Regions from separate parts of the Homo sapiens genome. Here regions 1 and 3 are each linked to region 2. Evidence: chromatin loops called from intact Hi-C (ENCODE). Cell type or tissue: dorsolateral prefrontal cortex. All regions are shown on one strand.

The links. Hi-C counts contacts between places; a loop is a spot of excess contacts. Peaks named below come from ENCODE experiments on the same cell type or tissue, not always from the same donor. Only the 100,000 strongest peaks of a DNase experiment are listed, where the experiment ranks them.
Region 1: it touches region 2 in a loop (2.7-fold over the local background); 6 of 110 quality-filtered maps call a loop at or near these places.
Region 3: a loop joins it to region 2, with 2.9 times the contacts of the local background. A loop is called at or near these places in 6 of 110 quality-filtered maps.

What each region holds. Positions count from the first base shown.
Region 1 is chr20:17,422,808-17,427,807 of GRCh38, reverse strand. The region is part of intron 6 of PCSK2 (proprotein convertase subtilisin/kexin type 2); the gene reads right to left. Among named protein-coding and RNA genes, the nearest start is that of BFSP1, 110 kb to the left of the region's middle. In dorsolateral prefrontal cortex, no CTCF peak of the experiment used is centred here; no DNase peak of the experiment used is centred here; H3K27ac peaks cover 823 bases.
Region 2 is chr20:17,224,199-17,229,198 of GRCh38, reverse strand. It overlaps PCSK2 (proprotein convertase subtilisin/kexin type 2), which reads right to left and starts at 2,159. Exons shown (of 12, transcript NM_002594.5): 1 at 1,717-2,159. The coding sequence starts at 1,893. In dorsolateral prefrontal cortex, no CTCF peak of the experiment used is centred here; DNase peaks (open chromatin) are centred at 328, 2,198, 2,498, 3,048 and 3 weaker places; H3K4me3 peaks cover 3,802 bases; H3K27ac peaks cover 2,660 bases; H3K27me3 peaks cover 2,334 bases.
Region 3 is chr20:17,429,548-17,434,547 of GRCh38, reverse strand. The region is part of intron 7 of PCSK2 (proprotein convertase subtilisin/kexin type 2); the gene reads right to left. Among named protein-coding and RNA genes, the nearest start is that of BFSP1, 99 kb to the left of the region's middle. RefSeq lists an enhancer at 3,124-3,630. In dorsolateral prefrontal cortex, CTCF peaks have their summits at 2,397 and 2,603 (motif pointing right); DNase peaks (open chromatin) are centred at 2,587 and 2,873; H3K27ac peaks cover 1,160 bases.

The sequences.
Region 1 (5,000 bases), 200 kb before region 2:
TGACACCCCAGTCAACAGTAATCCATCAACATGTGAGTGAGGTCATCCTAAACCAATCAGCCCCCAGCAACCTGCCAGCTGACCAGGGAGACAAGGGTGAGCTCAGCCAAGACAAGCCTAGCCTGGTCCAGATCAATAGAACTTTCCAGCCAAACTATAGACTTGGGAGCAATAATCAATGCTTATTGTTTCAAGCTACTGAATTCTGGAATAATTTGTTATGCAGCGTTATCATGGCAGTAGATTACTGACACAATGAATGAACAAGGCTAGAGGGACACCATGGCTCACGTGTGGGGAGCCAGGGTTCACAGCTGGACTGTCAGGGTGACTGTATTGGGGCTTTTGTGAATAGCCTGTATTGAGGGGCTGCTGGGGTGTCCAAATGAAAACCTGAGGCCCTGTGCGCAACCCTGTGGATTTCCTGAGAGAAAGAACAGGCACACCTTTTCCATCCACACTGCTGGCTTTTCCATCAGAGTGATTTGATCATCTCACTTAGTTTTTCCAGCCAAAAGCATGTATTTATATATGTACTACACTTAGGGAATAGTGTTAGATATATCCAGCAATATGAATAAAACAACCTCTTTTACCAGCACCTACTATGAGATGGGCCCTGTGCTGAGAGAGTTACATGTATTATCCTATTAAATCCTCACAACAGCCTATTATTATCCCCATTTTAAAGATGAGAAAACTGAAGCTTAGATAGATGTGAAGTCACTTCTCAAATAGGAGGCAGGACAAGAATTCAAACTCAGGTCTGCTGCTTCCAAAGCCCTGCTCTTAACCATGATCTTTAACTATCATGTAATCCTATTAGAAACATGCAGATTAAAATTGTAACGGTTAATTTCATTTGTCAATATGGCTGGGCCACGAGGTATCCAGACATTCAGTCAGACATTATTCTAGGTGTTGCTGCAAGGGTATTTTGGATGAGACTCACATTTCAATTTGTGGACATTGACTAGAGCAGCTTGTCCTCCATAATGTGCGTGGGCCTCATCCAATCACTTGAAGGTTTAAATAGACAAAAGATCTGGCCTTCTCTGAGAAGAGAGAATTCTCTGGAAGACTGTCTTTGGACTTCACCTGTAACGTTGGATCTTCCTGGTTCTATAGCAGGCTACCTTCAGACTCAAGCTGGACCATTGGCTCTCAGGGTCTCCAGCCTGCTGGCTCACCCTGCAGATTTTGGACTTGCCAGTCTCCAGACTTAGGTGAGCCAATTCCTTATAATGAACCTCTTTTTATATGTATACACATCCTACTGGTTCTGTTCTCTGGAGAACCATGACTAAAACAAAAAGTAACTAAGTAATTAAATCTGCTTTTGCTGGTTTCTTAGTTCAGTCATTTGCTAATACCCATATTAGTCTGTTTTCACACTGCTATGAAGAAATACCAGAGACTGGGTAATTTATAAAGGAAAGAGGGTTAATTGACTTACAGTTCAGCATTGCTTGGGAGGCCTTAGGAAACTTAAAATCATGGTGGAAGGCACCTCTTCACAGGGTGGCAGGAAGGAGTAAATGAGTGCCAGCAGGGGAAATGCCAGATGCTTATAAAACCATCAGATCTTGTAAGACTCACTCATTATCATGAGAACCGCATGGGGGAAACTGACCCCATGATTCAGTTACCTCCACCTGGTCTTGCCCTTGACACATGGGGATTATGGCAATTACAATTCAAGATGAGATTTCAGTGGAGACACAGAGTCAAACCATATCACCATTCAACTAGGTATTCTGGTACAGTATTGTCTCTCACTCTGTAACATGGTTTTTGTTGGTGGCAGAAAATGCTAAATGGTCACCAGTCATTCTCTTTTCTCCCCAGGCTGCAGTAAGGCTCCCATCCTCCCTTGCACTTGTATGTGGCCATGTGACTGAGTTATGGCAAATATGTGAGCAGATGGGTAAATGCTATTTGTTAACCTGGCCCATAAAAATTACCCTTGGGCAATTATTCACTCTCTTTCCCCTCAAGTAGTTTGATGCAAAAAAGCCCAGGAACATTGGAAACCTATGCCAAAGATGAAAGGAGTCTGCATCCCCTAATCACTGCTTAGAGGAGAGCTGCTCCACCAGGAACACAGAGATGGACTGGTGGGTGAGTGATACACTTCTTTTGGTGCTAAGCCGCTAAGCCACTAATATTTCAGGGCCAAGATTTATTTGTTACAGCTACTAGGATAACATGAACTAGCACATTTTAATCTTATTCCTATTGATTATTCCTATAATTTTATTAGATCCTACTCGATAAACTGTTTTGGAAGGATAAATTCTAATAATAAGTGACATAAACTAATTTGAAGGATCCCACAAAAAGAGATGTTGGGTGACAAGGATCAGTACAAAGCAGTCTTTGATGAACAGAAAAAAAATGGCTGCCTTGTCTAGTGGTCGAATTCCCCTACCCTCTCACTAGGTGTGTGCAGGGTGCATGATGGACTTTTGGCATTCGTTTATTTAATGCGCACTTTGAGGCTGGTGTGTAGAAGTGGGTCTTTTAATGGTGAATGGGCCTGTCTGACACTTTGGGGTTTCCATTTTGGCTCAGGCTTATTATTTAAATATGTGAAATTATGAAATATTTAAAAAAATATAGACAATTTCAGTGAATAGTATGATGACTCTCATATAGCCACCATCCAAGTCTATCAAAGCCAAACATTTTTCTTACTTTGGATTATTTTTAGAAAAACATAATTCTTTATAGGCTGGGTGTGGTGGCTCACTCCTGTAATCCCAGCACTTTGGGAGGCCAAGGTGGGCGTATTGCTTGAGATCAGGAGTTCAAGACCAGCCTGGAAACCCCGTCTCTACTAAAAACACAAAAAAATTAGCCAGGTATGGTGGCCTGTCTCTGTAGTTCTAGCTACTCGGGAGGCTGAGACATGAGAATTGCTTGAACCTAGGAGTCGGAGGTTACAGTGTGCCAAGATTACGCCACTGCACTCCAGCCTGGGTGACAGAATGAGACTGTCTCAAATAAAAATAAAAGGCTGGGCGCTGTGGCTCACGCCTGTAATCCCAGCACTTTGGGAGGCTGAGGTGGGTAGATCACGAGGTCAGGAGTTTGAGACCAGCCTGACCAACATGGTGAAACCCTGTCTCTACTAAAAATACAAAAATTAGCCAGGCGTGGTGGCGCGTGCCTGTAATCTCAGCTACTCAGGAGGCTGAGGCAGGAGAATCGCATGAACCAGAGAGGCGGAGGTCACAGTGAGCCGAGACGGAGCCACTGCACTCCAGCCTGGGCGACAGAGTGAGACTCTGTCTCAAAAAACAAAAAACAACCCCCTCCGCGCCAAGAAACAACATAAATCTTTACAGATACAATTTGAGGCCCTCTCTGATGCCATTCCTTCCCCTCTTTGCTTCCTCAGAGGTAACAAGTGTACTAAATTTGCTGTTCAGAACATTTTTATGAACTTATAATCAGGTATGCATAAGCATACATGTCACTCTTTGCATGTTTCAAACTGTATAAAATTTCCTAGTGTATGATCTATGTAAAATTGGCTTCATTTGCTACATTTTCTGAAGTTAACTTGTGAATTCTAGTTCATCCATTTTTAGTGCTGTGTAGTAGTCCATTTATAAATATGCTGTGATTTATTTATTTATACTTCTAATGATAGGTATTTAATTTGTTTGCAATTTGCTTGCTATTACAAATAATTTGAAAAGAAACATTCTTGTTTATTATTTCCATGTACCCATAAGGAATAGTTTCTCTGAGGTCTTCTTGTAGGATTTAAAACAGGTTATATGGCTATGTACTACCTCCTTCAAGGTGTGAGCAATCCTGTTGCTCAATCCTTTTCAACATTGATCATTGTTGAATGTTACCATTTTTGCTAGTCCAGTTGGTGTGAAATGGTATGTTATTGTTTCATTTTGCATTTCCTCATCACTAGCAAGGTAATCTTTTCATAGGCTATTTGGCTTAGATTTTCTTTTCTGTGAATTTCCTGTTAATAACCTTGGCCCATTTCTTCTACAAGGGTATTTATTTATTTTTCATTGATTTGTAGCTGTTCTTTACAAATTTTCTATATTAAGCCTTTTTTTCCATAAAATTTGCTGCACGTCTTCTAGTCTGTGGCTTGTCTTCCAAATTTATTTATTGTGACTTTTTTTTTTGTACAAAAGTGTTTAATTTTAATGTAGCCAGCTTTATTAATCATTTATTTTTCCATGTGGTTTAGTGGCTTAAGAAATCCATCCCTAATTTACATTCTGTAGAGAATCCTCTGCCCTTTCCAGATCTTTTTCCAATCCTGGAGAGATTAGCTGAGAGTCTAGCACCTTTTAAAGGTCTGAACAGGAATCATCTGTCATCTATTGCCTCTAAGAGTGGCCACTTAGGAGATTCATCTACATAAAAAGAACCCTGGTCTCCACAAACCCTTATCTTAACCCAGACACACCTTTCTATTGATTCCAGGTCTTTAGGTAATAATTCAACCAATTGCCAATCAGAAAATCTTTGAATCTACCTATAACCTGGAAGCCCCTGCTTCAAGATGTCCTGCCTTTCCAGACCAAGCCAATGTCTACTTCACATGTATTGATTAATGTCTTATGTCTCCCTAAAACATATAAAATCAAGCTCTGACTCAACCACCTTGGGCACCTGTTCTCAGGACCTCCTGAGGCTGTGTCATGGGTCATGACCCTTAACCTTGGCAAAATAAACTTCTAAATCAATTGGGGAGAAAAGGGAAGAAATCAGTCCCTATGTCATGATCATAAAGATGTTTTTCTTTATTTTTTCCTAAAAGATTTATATCCATTTAGGTCTTTCATTCTCCTGGAATTTATTTATGCTCAGTATGTGGTGTGGGTGCCTATTTCTCCCCATGTGCATAGTTATCACATTTATTGAATACCTTCACTCCATCATTTCCTTATTGTTTTTATTGCTATCTTAATCATATATTAGGGTTCCTTTTATGTGGTGTCTGTTTTTGCACTCTC
Region 2 (5,000 bases):
GGCCATAGGCTCAATAATGATAGTAGCCTCCTCAGAGATGTTGAGAAGATTAAGTAAAAATCTATGTAAGGACTCCAGCACGTAAGCTTCCGTATAACTAATAATAATCACTATTATATTTTATAATGGCGTTTGGGTCCTGGGTCTTGCCAAGTTTGGGGTGGGGGGGAGTGAAGAAGGAAGGTCGGCTTCTTTATTGTGTTGGTGTCTCTCAAAACAGCCGGCAGGCCACGGGCCAAAACCACAGCGGGGTGCTCCCTCCGCCGGCGCCTTCTTTCCCCTGCTCCACCCACGCTTTCCAGAGCAACAAGTTCCTTTCCGCAAGACCCGCCCGCGCGCCACCGGCGGACCCAGAGCCTCTTCCCAGACCTCTGTCAAACTCGTCGCCAGACCCTTCTGGGGTCGAAATTCCGGTACTGCCTACGCCCTTAGGAGGAGGGAGAGGCCCCCACACCTGGAGGAGCCCTGGCGGTGGCTGGGAGAGAGGCGGGAGGCTTGGGAAGTCAGGACAGAAGAGACTAATAAGAGCTTCGGTCTGCGCGGCCCTTCAAGGCAAAACCAATAACCAAAAGCACCCACCGCTCATCTCACTCCTCTCTCTTCCTGGGATCAGGAGCGAGATGGAGCCTAAAATCTCAGGGACCTCCACCCAGCCCTCTGGTAGCCACATCTCTGTCCTTTGGGTTCCCCTCGCCCCACCTTCTCTCTGCACCCACACTCCACCCCAGCCTGCGCCAGGTCCCCTAAGGACACTGGAGAACCCTGATACATCTTTTGCAGGAGAGACACGCAGGTCAGCCACAGCCCCCACCCAGCGCCCTTCTCTCTGTCCTCCCAGGATGAGTACCCTGGAGTCTCCAAAGGAGATCCAAGGTGTCCAAAGCTGGGAGGCTCACCTATCTGCTCAAACTGTCGAACTCTGGCAACTTCTTGGAATGGGGATCCCCACGCTCTAGTGGGAAAGCCAGGCTGGCCGCCCACGCATCAGGAGAGGACACCTCGACTTCTCCGTAGGGAATCCCCCTCAAAATCCACCTCTCCAGCTCCTGTAGCCGGGAGTTGAGAACTAGGGAGCCAACCAGAAGTGCGCTCCAGGGGTGGGCGGTCGTGGGCGGGGGTGAGGGCGCAGAAGTTCCGCCCCGATTTTAGAGACCAGTTTCTTTCCAAATCTAGAGTCAGGAAGCCGTTGTTCCCGGAGAGGAGCAGGGACCGAAGTCCCTGGGAGGGAAGTCCTCCCGGCGCGGGGTGGGAGAAACACCGAGGTGAATTGCAGTGTCCAAACGTCCAGCCTCGTCTGTAGGAAACTATTCTTTCTCCGGGGGATGGGGGTGGGGGAGACTTCCCTGGCCAAGTAGCCAACGCCAGGCTTAGCTGTTCAGGGCTTCATCCCTCCATCCCCAGGCAGCCTCGAGAACTTGGTACCTCGGACAGCATCCCCGGAGCATGGCATCCTGTGAAAGGTGTTATCCTATTTTCGCCATCAAGTCAAAGAGCAGTAAATTATTTTGATGACCTTACTAGTACAGATGAAGGACATTTTAATTACATAACCGGTGAAAGATCACCGGAGGCAATATCGTGTTAAAGAGCCCATGGCAGAATATCTGCATCGCATGAGAAAGAGAGAAAACTTGCAAATCTGCAATGAGATTGCGCAGGGCTGCCCCCCCGTCCCCCCGTTTTGAAACAACATGCGAAATGCATGGGAGAGCTTACCTTTCGGACTCCAAAGCCGTGTTCTGCTGCAACTTGGCGAGCTTTGTCCTCTCCCCCTTTATGCAACTCCACAAGAAAATGATTCGTGAAGACCGGTCGCTCAGCAGATGCAAAAACCATGACACAGAAGAGGAACCCGGCGGCCGCCTTCCACTGGGAGACACAACCACCCTTCATCCTTCTTTGGGAGTGAAAAGTGGTGCTAGGAGGCGCGCAGGCTGGCGGAGCAGGGGACTCGGAGGGAGGGTGCAAATAAAGAATTCTTATATATAGTTTTTAAAAAAATCTTTGTATAGAGAAAGAGACTGAACAGGGTCTTGGAAAGCAGCGAATCAGTGTGTGTTCTCCAGCATCTGGCTGGAGGGGAAGCCGTGCAGTCAGGCGGCCCGGCGCGCGGGCAGGGGTGCGAATGTGGGGAGCTGTGTGTACCGGAGAGAAAGAGCGAGTGTAGGTCTGTGCTTGATGCTAAATCTGCATTTTCAGCTCCTCCTCAGCTCCAATTCCCTAGGGGCTGGGGGAGAGCACCAGCTCGGGTGACGTGAGTCCGCCAGCGGCCAATGAGGGCGGGGGAAGCGGCGGGCCCCGCCCTGGGCCGCCCCGGGCCCGCCCCCGCCCACCCCCGGCCCGGCCCGGCCCGGCCGCCTCCGCCTTCTGGGGGCGCAGCGCAGCGCAGCGCAGCGCAGCGAGCCCGCGCCCCCGCCCCTTTCAGCACCGGAGAGCTCCCCCATCTCAGCCTGGCCCGCCGCGCGCCCAGGAAAATCCCCCCAGCTGTAATCAGGCCAGCGGCGGCGGAGTGATGTCATTGTTTGTGGGAATCTGTAGGCTCTGGGAAGGGAATTACGGTGTGTGCCGCTCTCAGAGGCCCCGAGGGGAGCAGGGGCGCCGGCCTCTGTGCCTCTTCCTGCTTGTTTCCCGCTGCAAAAACACCTCTCTCTCTCTCTCTCTCTCTTTCTCTCTCTCTCAAACACACACACACACACCCAAGGCATACTTGCCTCCCCTTATCCGAATAACAAAGCAAATATTAACCCTCCTCCCACCACTTTGGGCAAATCCCCGGGGAGGTTTGCTCTCCTTGGCACCAGGAGGGTTGGGGAAAGCACCTTCTAGGGGTGATCCATGGGGGGCGAGAGTGCAAGGACGAGCCCTTGTTTTTTGTAGGCTCCAGGCAGGTCCGGAGCGAAGCGGCTGGGAAGCCCAGCAGGAGACCCGGCTCGCCCCACCCGCGATGGTGACTGGAGGAGGCTCCTCTAGGAGTCCTGGCTGCACCTCCAAGATCTGCCTTCAGGAGAGACGCGGCCGGGGTGGACACGGCGGGAGGTGCATTCTCAGACCTGGGGACGTTCCACTGCACAAGGACAGCGAGGGTGCTAGTTGGGGAACGCATAGCCACCGATCCCAGGCGCCGGGCCAAGTCGCCCGCTGAACGTCTTCTACTGGAGGCGAATTCGGGCGCAGCGACGGGGGGCAGGGGCAACTAAGTTATCCGGTTAAGAAACGTGCACTCGCACTGGACTCTGCTAACTGCTGACGACGGACTCCGCTTCTTGCCTGAGAGGGAGGAAGCACGAACGTTCTGTATGTAACGAAATGAGGACGACTGTTTCAAAGCTACTCAAATATTGTTGTGTTAAAGAGTATTTACACTGATCTCATTGTATCATTTAGCTTCAAAGCTCAAAATTCTGCTTTACTTAGATAAGAGGTAAGAGATCTTTTCTTAGGGGCTTAAGTGCATGCAATTCAGAGAGAGAGGAAGAGACTATTTATACCATCGACACGTTACACACACATTCTCATGTATACACATATTCCTCTCTTTTTATTTTAGCTTGAAGTCCAAATCTACACAAGTCAGAACCTATGCAAGAAAAGCACCATCGGTAGAAATGAATACACTTTGAATGCCATGGACCACCCTGTCTTCAGAGCATGTCTGTTTGCTGACATAGTTGGCTCCCTCATAGCCCTTTAAAAAATTGTCACGTAAAAATGTGGGCGTTGCTGAAGGTTTTTATTAAAACATTAGAAGTCTATGTGACATTATTTATTATTGTTATTTGAATTCCTCTAAGAAAATTAAGCTATCTGTTAGGACTTAGGGCCATGGTGGAGGCAAGGTTTCTGGAAAAGTATTAACACGGTGAAAGTATTAATAAAGGGAAACAGATCAACTCTGGGCCCCTCAGCTCACTACTGCTCAGAGGCTCATTTCTGCCTTTGTTCCCCCTTTCTATTACTCTATTGTTTAACAGCTTACCCCCTCATAGTCCATCCGTTTGATTATAACACAAGGTTTTCATGTTTCACCGTGTTAGTCAGTATGGTCTCTATCTCCTGACCTTGTGATCCACCCGCCTTGGCCTCCCAAAGTGCTGGGATTACAGGCGTGAGCCACTGCGCCTGGCCACTTCATTTCTTAAATAGTTTCCAAATATGAAATGCTGGTAAATGTTGAATCTCATATAGCTACATTTTAAATAACTAAAACTGTGTAAAATTGGCCAGAAATGATATAAAACCTGAATGACTAATTAAAATAAGTCCTCTTTAGTGGTTTACATAAAATACAGCTCATCATAATATTGTCAGGACAGAATAGCAAATGGAAAGATAATTTTTTTGGTTATTCAAATACTAAATTTTCAATACACAACAATGTAGTAAGCAAGTGGAAGAGGAAATGTATTTATCCCTTGGATATCTATTGATACATTGTTATTTGAAATGCTAATACACACCCATGTGTGCACACAAATTGCTCTTTTAGACAACTATTTCTCAAACTCCTTTTTCCAATAACAATAGTCAAGGTGGACAGTAGAGAGAATGGCAGCAGCACATTTTGAGGATAGACCTAGAAGCCTGTTGCCAGGGACCCTATTGCAGGCTCTGCTAGTACTAGGTATGTATACCACTTGGCTGTGGGCCAACATATTGCACCTCTCAAAGTCTCTATCTTTCTATCTGTGAAAAGAGACTGTTGGATTAGATACCTCAGAGCCAAAGTCTATAATTTCAAAAGAGTTGTGAAAACATACGCTGTAATGTAGGAAGCATCATCAATAGTTTGAGAAATGCTGAGGACCACAATACTATTTAATAACATATTGTGGCCAACAGGCATACTTATTTTTGTGTAACCTCCCCCAAATGGTCTCATATTTATCAGTTTTGTGTACTTGAAAAAATAATAACTGACACAAACAGATTGACAGCACGAGATATAAAAATCACCAATACCTGGAGCTTCTTTTCATTTATTTACTTTTGTATCTGTAACA
Region 3 (5,000 bases), 210 kb before region 2:
TAATCTTCTGACTGTTTTAACATTATAGGGTGGCCACAGGCTGAGAGCAAGTCTCTCATTCATATTCAGGGACCAGGCACCCGACATTCTTTTAATCTTGTTAAGCTCAAGAGGAATGAGGCATGCATTAATTGAATGAGATACAGTATTAATTTTGCAAGCAACTGCACCAAGCCAAGACAGAGGCTCAGCGTGACCCAAGGGTTTTTAGGGAAGGCCTCTCCTCTGCCCCTGGATGCTCTAGGAGCTACAGGGGAATGTGGGGTGGAGACAGAGAGTAGACCGAGTGAGAGAGAGGGAGAGAAGGAGAGAGAGAGGGAGAGAGGCAGACAGACTGGGAGAGAGAGAGAGAGAGAGCGTAGATAGAGGGAGAGAGACAAAGAGAATGGGATAGAGAGAGGCAGAGGGAGAACAGGTAGAGAGAAAGGGAGAGGAGAAGGAGAGAGTGGGAGAGAGAGAGAAGGTAGAGAGAGAAGGAGAGGACAGAGAGAGAGGAGAGGGAGAGAGGGAGAGTGTAGGAGAGAGAGAGAAGGTAGAGAGAGAGGGAGAGGACAGGGAGAGAGGAGAGGGAGAGAGGGAGAGTGTAGGAGAGAGAAGGTAGAGAGAGAGGGAGAGGAGAGGGAAAGAGAGAGGAAAGGGAGAGAAGTAGGAAGGGGGGGGGAGGAGGAGGGGAGGAAGAGAGAGAGGGAGAGAGGGAGGAAGGGGGGGAGGAGGAGGAGGGAAGGAAGTGGGGGGAGAGAGAGAGAGAGAGAGAGAGAGAGAAATCAAAGGAGCTAGGAGTCTGTGTCTTCACATCCCTAACAATGCTGATATGTGTATTTGATGGGCAAGAACAGACACAGGCACACATCAAGTGTTTCTATCTGACCCCAGGCAGGCCTGCACAGCACATTAATGAGTAGAGGTGACTCTGTGGGTCTCTTCCATTCATTTAGAGCCTTCTCTGTCTGCCTGTGCAGCATGCACTGTGGCTAGCCCTGGTGCCCCGGGGGCTGCATGTCCAGGGGATTTGAGCTGCACCCTCTCTGCCTCTGCTCCTGTTGCACAAGGTGTGCCTGTCCCTGCCTCCAGTAAATACTACATCTGCCCACAAACTTCGGTGCTCATCAATGCCACTTTTTGTGCTCATGAATATTAGCTCTGGATGATAAGGAGGAAATTCATGCTCATCCAGGTTTTAGGTTCTGAAAACTCATGTTAGTCATTGTACTTACAGTGATTTTTACTTGTTTATTGAAAAGCTCAGATAAAATATGTTTATCTGCAGTGTTATGAGATTCATTGGCCAATAATAATAGTGATAATAATATGTGAAAGCACTTCATAGCTGGTAGAGAAATTTCACGGCATTTTCACAATGGTCAACAGTGTGGTTTTTAAATATTTTTCAAAATCTTCAATCAAAGGTGATCTCATCCCGAAGCCCGGTGTGTAAATCTGTGTGCTTTGGTTTAAAAAGGAAGGTGAATAGGACCAAACCCACCTGGCCTGGCCCCCTCTTAGGGCTGCTCTGAGAGTCTCTGCAGAAATCCAGAACAGTGAGGAACTGTAGAGCCCCACCCTCAGGCGCCTCTTGTCCCTGAGCCCTGGTTACTCTCTGTCCTCTTTCATGAGTTGTTATCTGATTTTTTTTTATTTGCTCCCTGTCTTTTTCTCCTCCTAGACTGTGAGCTATATGGGGCAGGGGACCTGTCCGCCAGCTTCCATCCCCTGCAACAGGAAGGTGCCCACAGTAACTATGGACCACACAAAAGGCCTGAAGGCAGGAGACAGTGTTACGACTCCTTGATGTGGTCTCGAGCTTTAATATTTTCAGAAATATACATTTGACAAATTTGCAAAAACCATCATTTGGAAGGTCATTGTTTGTGGTACATTTGCTTGGTTTTGTGGATTTTGAATAACACACTTAATTTTAATTTTTGACTCAATCTTTTTGATTGAAGATGTTGTTTACTTAAAAATTAAAATGAAAAAAGAAAGAAGGAAAGAATGGGGTCCTTTTTAAAAAAGACAGTTACTTGAATAAAGGCATTTTCAAAATAAAAAAAGTAATATTTTTCTTCAAAATTTATACAATTAAATCAGTGAAAATGGAAATGTAAATAAACTTTCAAATAATGTTCCTGGGGTTATTAAAGCTTGAAGACTGCAGGATGACTTTTGGGACATCCCGTATGTGCGGGTCTACATGTCACGGAGTTTGAAATGAAGACGGACGCGAAGAGAAATGAAGGAGAAGATCTTTGCATTGATTAAAATGGGTTAGGGGCTAACCTTTGGGACACACCAAGAATGCCTACAAATCAACAAGAAAAAGACAGGAGCCTTGATGGAAAAATGAGAAAAATTTATGAACAGAAGAGGAACTCAGGTAGATGCAGAGATGCTCAATGCTCTCTTCTGTTCAGAGGACTCAATTTACAATCTCCACTCTTCTTTTTTGAATCCCTGGGTTAAGATTCAACCACATTTTAACTTTGGGCTTTTTCTGGAGACAGCGTGGAGGGGTGCTGGGGAAGGACCTCAGACATCACAGGGGCGCCCCCCTAACCTGTAACGAACGAACACCTCGACTTTGAGACCAGCAACGATCCGAGTTGGCCACCAGGTGGCGCTTTAGACCTCCTTAGCCCAGAAAGCTCCCGAATGGAAAGATTCTCTGGAGGGTTTGGCTCATTTTTAGCAAATAATTAAAAACCAGCCAACTTTTGGAATTGCCAGCCAGGATGAATAAAATGTTTTCCTTAAATTTGTAAGATAAACTCTGCTGTTTTTGTAATCCATGAGTAATTCCCCAGTGCTTCCTCAAGAATTCATGCTGACGCCCCAGGGAGCCAGAGGACACTGGGTTCCCTAAGGCACAGGCATGGGACTGGAGCCTCGCAGCCCTTGTAGTTAGAACCAGCGTACGTGGTCACAGGGGAGCCAAGCTGGGGCTAAGGGAGTGGGAAAAGAAAGAAAGGAGCCTCCCTTGCTCAAAATCTTTGGATGTCTGTTCTTGGTTTCTGGAACCTCAAAACGTTGCTGTGATGCCCTAGCTGTCATTGGGCTTCACAGAAGCCCAGTCGCGTCTTTGAGGTGTCAGGCTGCATTCAGCAGGCGAGGCAGAGGCTGCTGCACCCACCGGGTCCTCTGGCCTGCTCCCTGGCTTTTTGCCTGGGGGTGTCCTCTGCTCAAGGAGCTCCACTCAGTTCAAGCGAGCTGGGCAGGCTGGACAGGCCCGACGGCACCCCCGAACAATGAAAGATGGGAACTGGCAGATTAATGCCGCAGCCTCCTCACATTAGCGGGGTCAATTCTGAGGGGTGTTCTCCACACTTCCTCAGAGAATTACCTGCAGGACGGGGCCCCTGTTGTCCATGAGACTCACTTCGTTGGCCTCCATTCCTTTCCTGTCTTCTTCCCCAACTCCCTCACTCTGGCTTCCGGGGACCACCTCCCACATTAACTGCTTGCCCGGAATCCTTGTCTCAGGTTTTGCTTTTAGGCAGAGCAAACTAAGACAGCAGGAGAATTAGATACATTTGATGAGCACTCAATGCTCAGGTGTTTTCAGAGTGCAAATAATAAGAGAAGAGGAAAAAAGGAAAAGAAGGAGATGGAAAAAGAAGCTCCCAGGAACCTCCAGAAAGCTGTGAGCTCCCCCTAACTCTTTTAACTTTTGCAGGTGGTCATTTTACTTTGTTCCAAAAACCAGTTACCTTGGGTGTGTGAACAAGAAATTCAGGTTTGAATTTTTCAGTTGCTTCCAGTTCTGTCCTGTGAGTAGAGAACCCGCCTCCCTTAGATTCCATCCCAGGTCTGAGCCTGGCTTATAAAATATTAACCGAGTGATATTCTTTCCCCTGAGCTCATAATGGCTCCTGACATTTTAATGCCAGCATTTTGGATGTGCACAAAGTAAAGAGAGCTGAAACCCAGGGGCTAAGCCTCCTCTATTTACATTTTAGAAACCTCCAGATGTATTCTTTTGTGACATTCAGCACCCAGTTCAGGCAAGCCTCTTAGCAAACAGTGTTGAAAAGAGGTTAATAGTGGGTTTGTATAGGTTACCTTTGCTTTATTTAGTTCCATGGAAATGGAGTGTCAGCAGAAAGTAGGTTTATGGTTCCATTAAATTGCCAGGAAAAGAAAATATCAGGACAGTTGTAAACAAAAAAGAAAAGAAAAAAGAAAAACAAGGTTGGGTGACTCAGCCTGAATAAATTAAGAATCAATTTGATGCAAAACTTGGAAAAAGACTGGTGCCACTCCATTCTCAGACATCTCGTTGAAAGCTTATGAATCTCTCAGTCTCTGTCTCTGTCTGTGTCTCTCTCTCTTTTTTTTTCTGAGAGGGGAGGGATATTGGGTTCTAAATTTCCAGTGACTTGCCACTCTTATTTCTAAAGGCTCCATCAATAGGAAATTCTTAAATATCCTACCCAATGAAATGTAAGAAAAAGGTTCTAGGCAGAATTTCTCTTTTTAAAGATGAGTTCCATTGTGCAAAACATTTTGAAGAGCTCTGAGTATGTTTACAAATAATTTATACACACCACCTTGTATTCTATAGTCTATATTTGAGACTCATTAAAATGTTATTGACACTGACACAGAAGAGTAGTGACTGACAATTCTATTTATATAAATTTCAAAAACTGGCAATAACCATTTTTTTTTTGCTGTTAAAAAACAAGATCATGATTATTCTTGGGTGTCAGAGTAGTAACTGGAAGGGGACATGTTTGGGGTGCTGGTTACATTTTGTTTCCTGATCACTGTATGGGTATGGCCAGTTTGGGAAAAGTCATTAGCTTATTTATGATTTGTTAACTTTTTTGAATTTATATTATGCTTAAATTAAAAATTTAAAACTATTGATATTGTTATGCAGGTTAAAAGAAAAAAATTTTTTTCACTTGTGCCAAATCTGTGGATCCTAGCTTTTCTGCACCAGTGGGATTTTTTGCTGGGCCACAGTCAGCCTTGAGATCAGTGTGATACCTAGTGGGGGC